Regions from separate parts of the Homo sapiens genome. Here region 2 is linked to region 1. Evidence: read pairs that join two places in POLR2A ChIA-PET (ENCODE). Cell type or tissue: Panc1. All regions are shown on one strand. Links, peaks and the distances in the headings refer to the core of each region. The heading gives the core; the rest is flanking DNA. Region 1 has its middle 42 kb from the start of NAP1L1. Region 2 overlaps NAP1L1 (nucleosome assembly protein 1 like 1).

Region 1 (8,345 bases), core at 72-8,071:
TATATATATTTCATACATAATATATATATTTCATATATATATTTCATATATAATATATATATTTCATATATATATTTCATATATAATATATATATTTCATATATAATATATATATTTCATATATATAATATATATATTTTATATATATTATATATATATTTCATATATATAATATATATATTTCATATATAATATATATATTTCATATATATAATATATTTCGTATATATAGTATATTTCATACATATAATATATTTCATATATAATAGATATATTTCATATATATAATATATTTCATATACATAAGATATTTCATATATACATTTCATATACATAAGATATTTCATATATATATTTCATATATATGCTTCATATATATGTTTCATATATATGCTTCATATATATGTTTCATATATATGCTTCATATATATGTTTCATATATATGCTTCATATATATGTTTCATATATATGCTTCATATATATGTTTCATATATATGCTTCATATATATGTTTCATATATATGCTTCATATATATATATATTTTTTTGAGACGAGGTCTTGCTATGTTGCCCAGGCTGGTCTTGAACTCTGGAGCTCAAGCAATCCGCTCAACTTTGCCTCCGAAAGTGCTGGGATTACAGGCGTGAGCCACCATGCCTGGCCAGCCCTTTCATAATTTTAAAGCCGAAATTTTGGCAAATTTTATTCTTACTGTAGCCATCAACAATTTGCTTACAAAAGTATCTCTCCCAATCATGAGTCTAGGAAGAAAATAAGAATTTATAACCATAAGTTATACTTTCTCCTCTATCCAGTTCCCGGAATCATTACTTCTACTTTAATATATTCAAAAGACCGTGATTTTCATCACACCTACTCTGGGATTAACCAAATGGCCTTAACAAACATTTGTCCTTTCAAAATTTAAAAAAATTCATTAATTACATATTTTTCCATAAAAATAATATCCATGGTGAGAACACACATTGATATAACTATTTTGGAGAACAATTTAGCAATATTATCTATGAAAATAAAAAGAGCGGTAATTTCAGAGTTGAAATTTTCACTGATTTTTATTTTCTTATTTTTGCTTACTTTGTTTTTTTTTCCTATGTTGAGCAGCTACTGCTTGTGTAACTAAAAATATTGAAAAATGTTTTTAGAAATATAGAAAAGAAAAAGACACCTATCCAAAACTCCCAGCTAGGGGAGGTTCAAGTCTTTTAAATTACATCTAAGGTTACTTAACTTGTGTGATTAGATTTGCTATTACAAAGTGTTCCTGAATTTACAACTCACCTTTCACAAGTGCTGGACATCACACTGTGGGAATGTTTTACTCACGCTGAGAATGGCATCAACCCGTTTCCCTCTTAATCTGTGACTTTGTTACAACTCTTTCTTTGAAACTCAAACCCTCTCATCCATAAATCCAGCTTCCAGATCCTCTCTCCTCTGAGCCTTAGCCACCTGCTCAGATGTCACTTAGGTGATACCACACCCATTGTTAACCATCTTTTTACCTACCTGCCGTATCTCCCCCTGGATCTGAGAGCTTCTCTTGGACCTGGACTGCTCCTCCCATTTCTTTGCATCCTGAGTGAGGAACACAGTATAGCAGATGCTTAAAAACTGTTTGAAGATAAAATAAAATAATCTCACTTTTACTAATTTCTGTGTATTAATGCTGCACACTGTATTTAAGATCTTATTATAAAAGGTTTTAATATTCTCCATAGGGTGGATTTAAGGTGACTGCATGGAGGGATGAAATAATGCCTATGAATATGATGAAGCTGATCAATAAAAAAAAAATGCCTGGCTAGATGGTGGCATTTTAAGCAACTTAAAAGTCTGATGCTAAGCAATTTCCTTCTTAACATTTTTCTAGAAAGATTCATTTCCCTGAACAATTAGTCATCTCCGAGAATTCCTTTTTCCTCTGTTTAACAAAACTACAATGACTGGAAAATATGCTGATGTTGGAAAGTCAGGATAAATATTTTCACAAAATATTTAAATCTGAAGTCTACAGTAACTTTTTATTTTTAATTTGTGAATTTGTGTGTTTATTATTTATTTACTATCTGTGGCTATTTCCTTATAAGTGATAAAATTTTAGGGAGAAATAGTTACAAATATAAATATTTTAAAAATATTATAGTAATTATTATCATAAACAGACTATTCAAACACCTCTTCACTTGATATTATCAAACTGTATTTACTTGTCCTTTTCTTTATAACCAACTTGCTTCCTTCCTTCCTTCCTTGCTTCCTTTCCTTCCTTTCCTTCCTTTCCTTCCATCTTTCCTTCTTTCTTCTCTTTGTTGTTGAGACAGGGACTGGCTCTGTTTCCCAGGCTGGAGTGCATTGGCACAATCTTGGCTCACTGCAACCTCCACCTCCTGGGCTCGAGCGATCATCCCACCTCAGCCTCCCAAATAGCTGGGACTACATACACACACCACATTCAGCTAATTTTTGTGTTTTTTGTAGAGTCGGGGTTTTGCCATGTTGCCTGGACTGGTCTCAAACTCCCAAGCTCAAGTGATCCACCCACCTCGGCCTCCCAAAGTGCTGGGATTACAGGGTTGAGTCACTGTGCCTGGCCAATCTTTTATCTTTATCAAATTTTTTTCAACCTGAGGTCGTTTCTCTAAGAGTAAGAAAACTTTTTACTCCTATACATTTTTCCAATACCCCCAATGTTGGGTATTGACCAATTTGGACTCTGTAATTTTTTTTTTTTAGAGATGGGGTCTGACTATGTCGCCAAGAATGAAGTGCAGTGGCTATTCACAAGGATAGTGCACTACAGCCTTGAACTCCTGGGCTCAAGTGATCCCCCCACCTCAGCCTCTTGAGTAGCTGGCATTATAGGCGTGCACTACTACACCCAGTTTTTGCCTATTTTTAAATAGTCATCTTTTTAATTTAAAAAAATTACCTTTTAAAAATTTCTTGTTCTCATGAAAATTACATAACGCATGAGCACTTTAGAAAAATTAGGGAATACACATAATTTAAGGCTGGGCATGGTGGCTTATGCCTGTAATCCCAGCACTTTGGGAGGCCAAGGCGGGAGGATCACCTAAGGTCAGGAGTTCAAGACCAGCCTGGCCAAAATGGGGAAACCCCATCTCTACTTAAAATACAAAAATTAGCTGGGCATGGTGGCATGCACCTGCAATCCCGGCTACTCTGGAGGCTGAGGCAGGAGAATTGCTTGAATGCAGGAGAATCGCTTGAACACAGGAGGCAGAGATTGCAGTGAGCAGAGATTGTGCATTGCACCCCAGCCTGGGTTACGAAAGCAAAAAAACTCCATCTCAAAAAAAAAAAAAATAGAAAAAAGAAAATACACATAAATTAAAATTTTAAATCATGAAATTTCACCATTCAGAAACAGCCAGTATTGGCTAGGCGTGGTGGCTCACGCCTGTATCCTAGCACTTCAGGAGGCTGAGACGGGCGGATCACGAGGTCAGGAGATGGAGACCATCTTGGCTAACATGATGAAACCCTGCGTCTACTAAAAATACAAAAACAAAATTAGCCAGGCGTGGTGGTGGGCGCCTGTAGTCCCAGCTCCCAGCTACTCGGGAGGCTGAGGCAGGAGAATGGTGTGAACCTGAGAGGCGGAGCTTGCAGTGAGCCGAGATCGCGCCACTGCATTCCAGCATGGGCAACAGAGCGAGACTCCATCTCAAAAAAAAAAAAAACAAAAACAAAGAAAAAAGAAATAGCCAGTATTTTTAGTATTTTGGCGTATAGTCTTCCAAACTCTTAGATACAGAGATCAATATGTATATATAAATGTTTTATTAAAAATAAGGCCATGCTGTATAGTCTTTGCTAATAACTATTTACAAGACAATATATTCTGAACATCTTTTACGGCCATAGCTATATTTATACAAGATCATTTGTAAGCAATTCATGTAGACATTCATATAACATACAGAAAAGTTTGTAAAAAAATAAAATAAAAACAAGGAATAGTCAGAAAACTATTCTTTCTAGTTTTGGATCTGTCATCTTTTAGAGGTGTGACATTGTTTCACTCTGTTCCTCTTTTCCCCGTTCATCAAAATAAGAAAATAGTACTGCTCAAATCTACCTCACATATTTGTCATATTCATCAATTGGAAACACCTTTATAGGTTTCAAGTGCTATTCAAAGGCAAGACCTTATGATCTCTGGACAAATTCATAGCCAGGATATGACATCGGCAGGGCCTAAATAATATCTTCTGGAAGATAATAACCTTTGTTCATCATGCATGCCTGCAGTCATGCACTGGAAAAAGACTTCTTGAGCATCTCTTATATGTCAATGTGAGCAATCGAAATCAAGTTTCTGTCCTTGTTAATCAAAAGCCAGATGTTAATCAAATAGTCAAATAATTGTTTATTATATTATTTTTTATTTAGTTTATTATTCCAACCTCTAAAAATCAAGATTTTTCTTTTTTTTTTTTTTTTTTTTTAAGACGGAGTCTTGCTCTGTCACCCAGGCTGGAGTACAATGGCAATCTCAGCTCACTGCAACCTCCACCTCCAGGGTTCAAGCGATTCTCTTGCCTCAGCCTCCTGAGTAGCTGGGATTACAGGCACCCGCCACCACGCCCAGCTAATATTTTGTATTTTTAGTAGAGATGGGGTTTCACCATGTTGGCCAGACTGGTTTCAAACTCCTGACCTCGAGTGATCCACCTGCCTTGACCTCCCAAAGTGCTAGGTGCTAGGATTACAGGTGAGAGCCACTGTGCCTGCCCCCCCCCTTTTTTTTTTTTTTTGGGAGAGAAGGGGGGTCTTGTTATGTTGCCCATGTTGGTCTTGAACTCTTGGCCTCAAGTGATCCTCCTGCCTTGACCTCCCAAAGTACTGGGATTACAGGTGTGAGTCACCATTTGAGGCCATGATTTTTAACTGTTTTTCAAATGCATTACACTTACGAACTATATCTCTATTTTTAAAAATACAATGTAATGATTCTTTTAACTGAGAATTAATAAGAAAACAAAAAGCTTACTCTGGATCAGGGAAGCTACAAATTTACATGTGTATCTCATTTGATGCTGGCTATAATGATTACAGATTCTGATATTCTCATTTTACATATTGAGGTTTAGAGAGGGTTCAGTATTTACAGGTCACACAGGTAATATATATCTAAACCTGGTATTCCCAAACCATCTTCTTACCTCTACTCTTCAGTTTCTGCCCTTTCTCATGTCTACCTACCTGCTTTATTTATTTATTTATTTGTTTATTTATTTATTTGAGACAGAGTCTTGCTCTGTCACCCAGGCTAGAGTGCAGCGGTGCAATCTCAGCTCACTGCAACCTTCATCTCCCGGGCTCAAGTGCTTCTCCTGCCTCAGCCTCCCAAGTAGCTGGGTTTACATGCCTGGCTAATTTTTGTATTTTCAGTAGAGACGAGGTTTCACCATGTTGGCCAGGCTGGTCTTGAACTCCTGACCTCAGGTGATCCACCCGCCTTGGCCTCCCAAAGTGTTAAGATTACAAGCATGAACCACCGCACCCGACCACCTTTAAAAATTGTAATTTGTGCTAGGTGCAGTGGCGGTGTGCCTGTAGTCCCAGCTCTCCAGAAGGCTGTGGTAGGAAGATGACTTGAGCCCAGGAATTCAAGGCATAAGTGCACTATGATTGTGCCTGTGTATAGCCACTGTACTCCAGCCTGGGCAACATAGTGAGACCCCATGTCAAAAGAAAAAAAATGTAATTTGTTATCAATGTTGGGATGAATGTTTTTGTTTTGTTGTGTTTGTTTAAACAAAGTATTGTGACTATAAATCACAAAAAAAAATAGACCATTGAAACAACTCAAATACATAGGAAAACTATCGGTGAAACAAAGCAGTAATGGATGTCAAAGTGAGCTATGTGACCAAAACAGTTTACTGTCTTCAAAGAATCAGCATATAATGGAAAGAAGATTTGAATGACCTATCCACTTTCAGCACTGTCTTCTATGCAAATTTCCAATGATTTACATTGGAATTGTAACTTTAGATTCTAATTTTTATTTTCTGAATACAGTTTTTGCTTTAAATTGCATATATTATATGTAGTTTTTTGTTTAAATTGTACAGGTTTGTTTCTTGCCTTTAGACTAATGTCCTTTTTTTAGATTGCACTTTGGAGAAACCAAGGATCATATTGCTTAGCATTCACTCATCCATTAAAGATGTATTATGCCAGACATTTTGGTGGGCAGTAGTATGAGGGAATAGTAATAGAGATGAGAATATAAAGATGAATAAGACACTGACATTGTTTTCAAGAAGGTGAATATGATAATGCCATTGCTTTCACAGTCCGCTGGGAAAGTCTCAGTCTAGGGAGACACATATAGTTAAATACCGTACTATGGAAGGAAAAAGATAGAAGCTGATCAACTAGGGGTCAAGAAGACTTTTTTTTTTTTTTCTTTGAGATGTAGTTTTATTCTTGTTGCCCAGGCTGGAGTGCAATGGCGTGATCTTGGCTCACCGCAACCTCCGCCTCCCGGGTTCAAGCAATTCTCCTACCTCAGCCTCCCGAATAGCTGAGATTACAGGCACTTGCCACCATACCCAGCTAATTTTTGTATTTTTAGTAGAGACAGTGTTTCACCATGTTGGTCAGGCTGCTCTCAAACTCCTGACCTCAGGTGATCTGCCCACCTCGGCCTCCCAAAGTGCTGGGATTACAGGTGTGAGCCACCGTGCCCAGCCAAGAAGACTTCTTATAGATATTAAGATTTGAGCTAGATCTTGAAGGATGAGAAATAGCTTATCATTTTGAGATAGAGAAAAGGATTTAGGGCAAAAGAAAAACCGGTGGACACATGACCAAATATCTTATGTTGGCATAAAAGAGGCTGAATAAGGTTTACAAAGGAGAGTTATTGGGAGTGAAAATAGAGGATGGGCTGAGACCAGATCACCAAAGACTTTCCTGGAAGGTTTTCAAGTAGAATGTGATGCAATTATATTTGTGAACCAACTTTATTTGGTTCCATGTGTCAACCCGAAATAATTCAAAGCATTAAAATTTAGTTTAAAAGAGTTTATTTAAGCTAAAAGTTGGTAATTGCCATCTGGAAAACACAGACTCAAGAGAAATGGGGTCAGTGTTCTGAAATTAAAAGTTAAGTTTTTGAGGCTGGGTGCAGTGGCTCATGTCTGTAATCCTAGTGCTTTGGGAGGCTGAAGCAGGAGGACTGCTTGAGCCCAGGAGTTCAAGACCAGCTTGGGCAACATAGCAAGACCCCATCTCTACAAAAAATAAATTTATTAAATTTATTTTTTAATTTAATGTATATATAATTTCATTAAGTCATAAATAAGGCAATTTTTTAAAAACCATCATTGAAAATATGCTTGCCCTAGAGATTAAAAAGTTAAGGAAGGCACTTATACGATAGTAGCAGGCTGAAATTAAAAATAATTCAAAACTTGATATTCTTCTTTTTTAGTCAAATTCTCACCTACAGAAAGTCTAACCTGATTCCTTTTTTGCTTTGTCTGATTCATGTTAATTTCTGTGGCTGGTTTAAATTTTTATAATACAGCAAATTTGGGTCATGAAGGTAGATTGCCAGCTGTTTCCAAGAATAGTTTAATTTTTATTTTTAAACACTTTTTCTTTCCAACTTTTAGGTTCAAGGGGTACATGTGCGGGTTTGTTAAATGGGTAAATTGTGTGTTGCAGGGGTTTGATATACAGATGATTTTGTCACCCAAATAATACCCAAATAATACCCAATAGGTAGTTTTTCAATCCTCATCTTCTTGTCACCCTCCACCCTCAAACAGGCCCCAGTGTCTATCGTTCCATTCTTTGTGTCCATGTGGATTCAATGTTTAACTCCCAGTTATGATATGAGAACATGTGGTATTTGGTTTTCTGTTCCTGCTTTAAATCACTTAAGATAATGGCCTCCAGCTCCATCTATGTTTCTGCAAAAATCATGAGCTCATTTTTTACAGCTGTGTAATATTCCATGTCGTATATGTATACCACATTTTCTTTATCCAGTCCACCACTGATAAGCATCTAGGTTGACTTCATGTCTGTGCTATCGTGAATAGTGTTGCAATGAACATACACGTGCATGTGTCTTTATGGTAGAACGATTTATATTCCTTTGGCTATATAACCAGCAGTGGAATTGCTGGGTTGAACAGTAGTTCTCTTTTAAGTTCTTTGAGAAATCTCCAGACTGCTTTCCACAGTGGCTGAACTAATTTACATTCTCACCAGCAGTGTATAAGCATTCTCTTTTCTCTCTGTAACCTTGTCAACATCTGTTATTTTTTGACTTT
Region 2 (8,345 bases), core at 325-8,324, 78 kb before region 1:
CCAGCTACTCGAGAGGCTGATTGCAGCAGTACACTCCAACCTGGGCAAATGAAGTAAGACCCTGTCTCAGAAAAAAAAAAAAAAAAAAAAATTTCTACATGGAATGGTCATCCTCATCCTCACTTGAAATACTCTTGTAACAGGTGGTTCCAGTGTTTTAAACCCATTAAGAGGACTTCCACAGCTAAACTTTCTATGGACTGGCCACTTGTATTTCTACCTGTATTTCCAGGTATCTCAATTCCTTGAATGTAGCCTCAATTGTTCTGTTCTGGGACCTTTGCCTGTATTTCCTCCTGTTCCTCCACCTGAACTGCTCACCGTTCAGAGGTTCTTCCTCTCACTTCACAAATTCCTACAGATTCTCAAAATCTCAGCTAAAAGCTCATACAAATTTTGAGCCTTCTGGTAGCAACTATTTTACAACCTCATGAAATTTACCAGAGCCGCAATTGCCTAATACATTATGAATGATAAAATTATGAATAAGACCTTCAACTCTGGATATGAGATCTGTCGACTTCTGGCACTCACGTTTAATCACACATTCCTAGTTCCTTCTTTTTGGCTTTAAGTTTAAAACATGTAAGAAACTGGCTGGGCGTGGTGGCTCATGCTTGTAATCCCAGCACTTTTGAGAGGCCAGCACTTTGAGAGGCTGAGGTGGGAGGATCACTGGAGGTCAGGAGGTCGAGACCAGCCTGGCCAACATGGTGAAAACCCATCTCTACTAAAAGTACAAAAATCAGCTGGGCTCAGTGGCACACGCCTGTAATCCCGACTACTTGGAATGCTGAGGCACGAGAATCGCTTGAACCCGGGAGATGACAGCTGTAGTGAGCCGAGATCATGCCACTGCACTCCAGCCTGGGCAACAGAGCAAGACTCTATCTCAAAAATAAAAATAAATGGATAAAACATGTAAGAAACTAAAAAGCAATGCTTTTATGTAATATTTTATCCTGGGTTTCAAAATAATAAAACTCAGTTTGTTCTAGGATCCACAAAACTTAAAATGCCCAATTTCCCATAGGAAAATTAAACAACCAGACTGACTTATTTCCCGCCAGTAATCTATTATTTCTAAATACCCCATTTCTTCTTTTATTCAGACTCTTGGCTTGAGGATGACATGGTCGGGCCTCAATAAGCCCACTGTAAGTCAAAAATATCATAAGTAGAAGATGTGTTTAATACTCCAATAAACTCATAAAGCTGAAGTCTTAAGTCAAACCATTATAAGTCAGGGACTGTCTGTACTAAGATTTTAGTGAATAACTTAATTTTTGTAAACTGGAAAACCTGACAATATGATGTCAAAAGGAAGAAACACAAGATACAAAGCATACTGTATTTTTGAAAATATACATCAATCAAAATTTCTTATGAATACTTATCCTTGAGTAAAATAATTTCATATACCAACAAGGATGTTTCCATTTCTGTAAAGTCATGTAAGTGATCCTCAATCAGTCCAAGAACTTGGCTTTTTATCCAGGTTATATTTTAATATCTGGAGTTTTAATCCAGCATACAAAAATCACCAGTATACATCTATTAAGTTAACTGCAGTATTATTTCACCATCACCATTTACATGTACTTTTCAGGTATCAGAGACTTAGTGCTTTAAGTAGCAAATTACCTAAATTATGAACACATATTTCCAAAAACAAAATCAAGCTCATAATTACCAAGTATATATGTACAGTGCAGATTAAAAAAAAACTGAATTAGCACATATTTCTCTTTTCTAAAGCTCCTATGAAGAACTTACACTCTTCTGCACTACCAATCTATTCTGTACATTTAAAATAACATTTGTTTTGATTTAAAGTCAAAAATATAAAGGCTTAAATTTTTGTAAGACTAACCCATAAAAAAGGACTCCAATTTTAAACCAATCCCTGAAACCAAAGCATTCAAATATTTGAATATTAGTTCAATATTTCTACATAGCACGATAAGATTTTCAGTTACTTCAAGTTTTGTCTTTATTTTTAATAATGGGAATGGCCTACAATTACAATAAACAATTAATTCAGTTATTTTAGGGGCCTTACCATATCATTAACCTATTCACACAACAAAAATATTTTTATGAAAGTTAATATATCCTTTCCTGATTAAGTGTGCTAAAACAGAAATAGAGGTAGAATCCCATTTTTCTTAAGTACCACTCTACAAGCCAGTTCCACACAATTAAGGTATTTTTGCAATCTAAAATAGTGATGCTAATACTGCTTCAGTAAGCTAGATTTACTAATTTAAGAATCCTAAGAAATTATATATGTGGCTTTCAGACATCCATGTTAAACTATCAACTTGTGGAATTTGTGGAACACTTACCCTACTTGAGTGACCATAAAGCAAACAACTCTAAAATTTTTTCATATCAGTTTTCTTTATAAGTGATTATATGATATTTCACCATTTCTAACAGGAAAAAATGAGACTTACTTGGCAGTGTGCATGGGCTGCTGGAAACTACAATCAGAGTGTAAAGACAAATCTCAAAAATGTTTGTAGATAACTCAGAATAATAACCCAGAATATAACCTATCAGGAACTATGGAATTCCATTTTAGTCTTCAAATAATAAACTCCACTTAGCAGGGATTGTGAGGTTGCTCTTAAAATTATATATTTACAGAACATAGTGGCCTCAGCACAAAATAGCTCCCTCTAGACATCACTACTCTCCACTCTTCAAAAAAAAAGTATATACATTCATTTAAAAAAAAACACCCAAAATATCACCAGTACATTTTATAAAATTAAATCCAAATTTTATTAAGGATTTCAGGTTACATACTTCAAATTTCTAGAATGGAATGGAATCATTTTGGAACTGGAAAAATGGCATAAACACTGACGTCCCTTAAAACTTCAATTTTATAAAGAAAATTCTTCTGCAAACCACATCCCCTTTATGTAACAAGACTAGGTATTATCTACACCTTCACTTTGGCAATAGCTATTTCCTAAAGAATGAAAAAGATGATTTTGCTACTTCAGTTCATTAAAAATGGGATTCTATCTTTGAAGTTCAGAAAAAGCTGCATTTCGATGAACTATGGTTAAAAAAAAAAAGCACATAGTGTCTAATCAAAGCAAAGGAAATCATTTTGAAAATAAAGAAAAAAAGCTATTATAATTGGTTAAGGATTTCCAGTAGTAAGTTAAAATCTCAGGAGAGGAATGGATAGCACTACAAACAATGTGTTCACATTCCAAGACCTTAACACTAACTTCTCAGAAAGGAAGTTTTCATTACCTCTAAAAATCAATTCAATGTAATTTTATTAAGAGCAGGAAATCTAGACCTTCCTCTAATGACAATCCAATAATCCACCCTCACTGTCAAAAAAAAGTTCAACCCCAAAATTAACAGTAATTAGCCTGAGGTATTGTAAATGTGGCTCTACAGTCTGAAATTTAATGGCATCTTTTGTCAAAAATAGTCTTATTTCCACTTTAAGTCTCATGACTACAATACTATAGTGCTATCCCTGTAGTATTTACAATACAGTCATCAAAAATATCTGAAAACAAATCTTGGACCTTGTGAAATAGTGCATCCCTCCACTTCTATAAAAATAGGAGCCACACAAAGATCTAAAAAGAGTGCTGACTGCCCAGATCCAGAACAGAGGTACTTAACACCTTTGTTTTCCAGTTTAGTTATCAAAGCGTGGTGTGAACAAAATGCTTAGTGTCACACTGGCATTACAAATAGGCCCAAAATTTTGAGCTTTTAACAAGATTGAGAAACATTATATGAGATTTAACTCAATATGCCTTAACACATCCATGAGGTAGTTAGGTAAACAGTACTACCCATTTTAATTACACAGTAAACAGAAGCACGGGTAAGTGACATACTCATACTTTAAGCAATAAGAATTAGAAGAAACCATAGAAGCTTGGGGCCTTCTCTCTAGCTCTAACCCAAAGAAAATGAATTTTTTTTTTTTTTTTTAAAAGAAAACAGCATCAATCACTTAAGATTTTCTTCCTCTTTTTTTTTTTTTTTTACACTTGCTTATTAGTATAGCATCTCGTTCCAAAGCTGGTACCTTTTCTTCAACAATGTGTTAAAAACTGAGTATAACCCTTAATTCAAGGTAGGCCTCTACTTCTACCTGAATTGGTACAAAATTAAGACATTATCTTGTAAGAACTAAAATTGTATTTGAAATTTTTATTTTAGCTGCAAAAACAAAAACAAGCAAACAAACAACAAATAACTTGAAAATAGGCTTGTCAAATGATGTAAATTCATCCTTTCCAGGGAAGCAGAAGGTAGACCCTACCACAAAGAAAAGATGCTTAGTTAATGGAGGTTAAATTTAAAAATACAGTTAAATTCAGGCTAACTTCTGAAAATCCCGTTTTATTCACCTCACTGTGGTACCAGTAACTATACTGAGTCAGGTTACTTTACAGTTAACTATGTCACCTAAAACACAATAATCCATTAACACTCTAATAACAGTTATTGGGTGTGGTCATACTGGAAATTCTTAACCATATAGTTGTCTTGCCAATTTTTTTTTTAAACAATAAATTGTCTTAGTATAAGTCACTGCATTTCTGTAACAAAGTAATGAAAGGCACAGCTAATCCAAGCGGACTTAACCCTATTCAACAACCAGCTGAAAAAATACTTTGGTTCTTCAAGGAAAAAATTACAAAAAAAAAAAAAAGGTATTTCCTTTAACAGTTGTTAATTTTCATAGCTGTACTCCAAGAGCTACATAAAAATATTCCAGAAGAACCAAATTATGTAGCAATGAATGAACATGCGTGACAGAATTTGTGCATTCAACATAGCTGGCAGAAAAACTAGTTAAAATGCTAGGTAGAACAAATTGGTCTTTAAAATATCAGTTTCCTGTCCTTTAAAAAAAAATTACCTAGTCTACCAAGAAAATACAAAAACATAAGGCTGTAAGTAAATAAGAGTTGTGTTTAGGCTATTACAGTGCAGGTTATCCTCAAGGCCACATACATCCTGCTTCACTGCTGCTTGCACTCTGCTGGGTTTTGATCCTTCTGTTAAAGGAAAACAACAAGTCAATCTATCTTCTTCTACCTGCTTCAGTGAATTTCTCAATAGTAATTACTGCCTTAATTATAACAGTAGCTCACTGTTGTCAAAAGAAATGGTATAGGACAATGGTGGTAAATTATTTATTTTATTAGCAAGTCACTGAAATGCTAAAATCAAGCTCAAACTTTACACTGTAGAATTAACTCCATAAAATGTGACACACGCTAAACCATAATCTTAAAAAAATAAAGTTACCAAGCAATTTATGTTAGTTATATTACCAATCAGCTTTGTTTTTGCTAATCCTAATATAACAAATTCTCAGGAATAATAGACTAGGACTCTCAGGGACTGAGTAAGAGTAGTTGGAAGGATCTAACAAACTGCACTGCTCCCCAGTTCCCGAACACTCCTACAACCAGATCTTTTAAAAACCTTTATTTTCTAATGCTTAAAAACTGTTACAAATCGTCCCATTAAAATAGAATCCTAGGGTTCACTGTACCTGAAACTATAAAAAGCACGAAGTCCAAACAAAAAACAATGTTTTTTAGAAAAACGTCCACTGAAATTATGTGTACTGTTCACAATGCCAGTGGGACTGAAAAAACAAAGTTATCCAGTCAATAGGCTTTATTTATTAAAGACTTTAACGGAGAGAAACTTGATATTCAAAAACACCAACTCTTACTTTAGCTATCTTAAATTTAATAGAAAGCAGCACTAATTTTGCTCACCTTTGGGTCATAGTCTGGATCATTTTCCTCATCTCCTTCTTCTTCCCCTTCCTATATTAAAGTTCAAAATGCATCCATGAAGTATGTACATAGTAGGTAAACTGGCTCATAATGTAGGGAAAATTTAATACAAGTTACTCTACGGATCAACAGATTTTCATGATTACAGACTTTGATGATAATACAATTTAATTTGAAAGCTTCTAATATGAAAAATTTCCCAACACAACTTGAGACATCCAGACAGCTTTTATTGAAAATAGTTACTGCAGCCAACGTTGGAAAAGTTTACTGCAGCTTTTGACTTCTTCAAAGAGCTGATAACCCTGCAGCAGAACAAAATTATTTGAAATAAAAAAATGTTGCTGAGTTTTGCAATTTATTTATTGAAACCTTATACATACATTGTTTGGCTGTAGAATTCTAAAATCATGTTTTCCAAAATGTTTTTATCCCAAATCACAGAATGATTATAGCAAAGGAATACATAAGTCATTCAATTTGCTTCTCAATGTGTTAACCACAGAGAATTATTTGCTCATTTGGTAAACATTACCTCATCCGCTTCTTCACCTTCTTCATCATACTGAAAAGGAAAAACAGCGTTAAGTGTTGAGTGAATGTAACACACATTTCAGAGTAGCATCAGTAACATTTATCACTGTATAAACTAGTGTCTAAAAAGAGAAAACCTACTTTCCTATCAAGGGGCTGATTATAAATTAAAACACATAGTAGCTGCAAGAATCACTCTGCTCACTGCCAATTTATAAAATTAAAGAACAGAGTACAATCATGTGGATAAAGTGGATGATCAGACAAGTATTACTGTAAATATTACTCACCTACACTTAAGTGTGGAATGCACTGTACGAAAAGGACCTAAAGCCTACTCTAACAATTGCCGTTGAGCAATAAACATATTCAAAACATCTATATGCAACCTAATCTTAACCTAACCATCATTCAATACTACCTTGAATAGAAATTCTATGCCTCCCAGTAAATGTTTTCTTGTGCACTAAAGAAAGTCCTAGCTCTGTGAAGTCAAGGCAAGGGCATAATAGATCTATAGCACTAACCAAACATAAAAAAGTTTCATAAACTCAGAACAATCTTATTAGCAGAAAATTAAAAGCTAAGATAAATGAATCCAAAAATCCTAAGGAGACATACTTAAAACCCAGAAAAGCTATATACAGAACATCAGTAATTAGCCTAATTTTGAATTATATTATGTCCTGCTTCTTAAAAACTAAACTAATCTATTACCAATTCTGACCACTATACCCTCAACCAATTATTTCTTTGCAGGATTCAAATTCGCTTACATCATCATCATCATCTTCAATAGCTTCTCCAGTAAAATATAACACTGATCTTGGGATTATACGCTCACGTAAAAAGTGACCAATTTCGAAGTCTGCAGCAAGGATAGCTTCAGCATCATCATCCTATTTTTAAAGGAAAACAAAAGCAGAAAATTTAGGAATAACTGTGTTACTTAATTTGGCACATGTAAGACTCTTAGAGGCTGGGTGTGATGGCTCACAACTGTAGTCCCAACACTTCAGGAGGCCAAAGTAGGAGGATCACTTGAGCCCAGAAGTTCAAGAGCAACCTAAGCAACATAGTGAGACGCCCCCTGCGTTTGTACAAAAAATAAACAATTAACTGGGCAGGGTGGCACACGCCTGTAGTCTCAGCTACTTGAGAGGCTGAGGTGGGAAGATTGCTGGAGCCCAGCAGCTTGAGGCTGAAATGAGCTGTGATCACACCAGTGTACTCTAGCCTGGGCAACCGAAAAAAAAAAAAAAAAAAGACAGACTCTTCAGTTTAAATTATATGATGAAGGGAAGAAATGCTCAACTTTACTTTTTACTTTCCATGATTTTTCTCACACCATGTTAACAAATGATTTGTCATTTTTAAATTTCCTTAATAACTTTTCCAAGTTTTTAACAAAAAGAAAATAAGCTAGCAGGCCAGTATGCATACTAAGATAAATTGTGAAGAATAAAAATTAGAACTGCTTAGTTTTTGCTGGTTTAAACATAAATACATAAAAGCAACTGTTACATGTCCGCAATTTTCCTTTTAAAATATTATTGAAAACACCAAATAGAAAAATAAAAAAAAAAACCCTTGGGTTATTGTTAATATATAGTTATTGTTAATATTGTTAAGTACATAGCAAATAGAAGGACATAATAAACAACCACAGAGGATCACTTTATAGTTCCTAAAAGACAGTACCCAAACAGCTGTACAGTTTTAAGTCTACTAATCCCAAATGAGACAGTCCTAGTTCAGAAAGACAATATACTAACTAAATCAGGTGCCCCTAGCACTTTTCTTTTTTAGAGACAGGGTCTCGCTATGTTGCCCAGGCTGGCCTCAAGTGATCCTTCCACCTCCGCCACCAGAGCAGCTGGGACTACAGGTGCCTGAAGCTGTACCTGGCTTAGGATTTCTATTTAATAGAAAAGCACAGGGCAAAAGTGGGTCTGACATTATTCACAATTAAAATAATCCCACTTTGGCCTGGCTCAT

What was found. ChIA-PET counts read pairs that join two places held together with the same protein. Peaks named below come from ENCODE experiments on the same cell type or tissue, not always from the same donor. Only the 100,000 strongest peaks of a DNase experiment are listed, where the experiment ranks them.
Region 2: POLR2A ChIA-PET joins it to region 1 with 11 read pairs; 4 of 35 experiments call an interaction of 5 or more read pairs at or near these places.

Annotation. Positions count from the first base shown.
Region 1 is chr12:76,122,095-76,130,439 of GRCh38, forward strand. No RefSeq gene overlaps it. Among named protein-coding and RNA genes, the nearest start is that of NAP1L1, 42 kb to the left of the region's middle. In Panc1, for the core only: no CTCF peak of the experiment used is centred there; no DNase peak of the experiment used is centred there.
Region 2 is chr12:76,043,408-76,051,752 of GRCh38, forward strand. It overlaps NAP1L1 (nucleosome assembly protein 1 like 1), which reads right to left. Exons shown (of 15, transcript NM_004537.7): 12 at 7,124-7,246; 13 at 6,349-6,378; 14 at 5,793-5,843; 15 at 1-5,057. The coding sequence ends at 5,022. Among named protein-coding and RNA genes, the nearest start is that of PHLDA1-DT, 16 kb to the left of the region's middle. In Panc1, for the core only: no CTCF peak of the experiment used is centred there; no DNase peak of the experiment used is centred there; H3K27ac peaks cover 1,441 bases.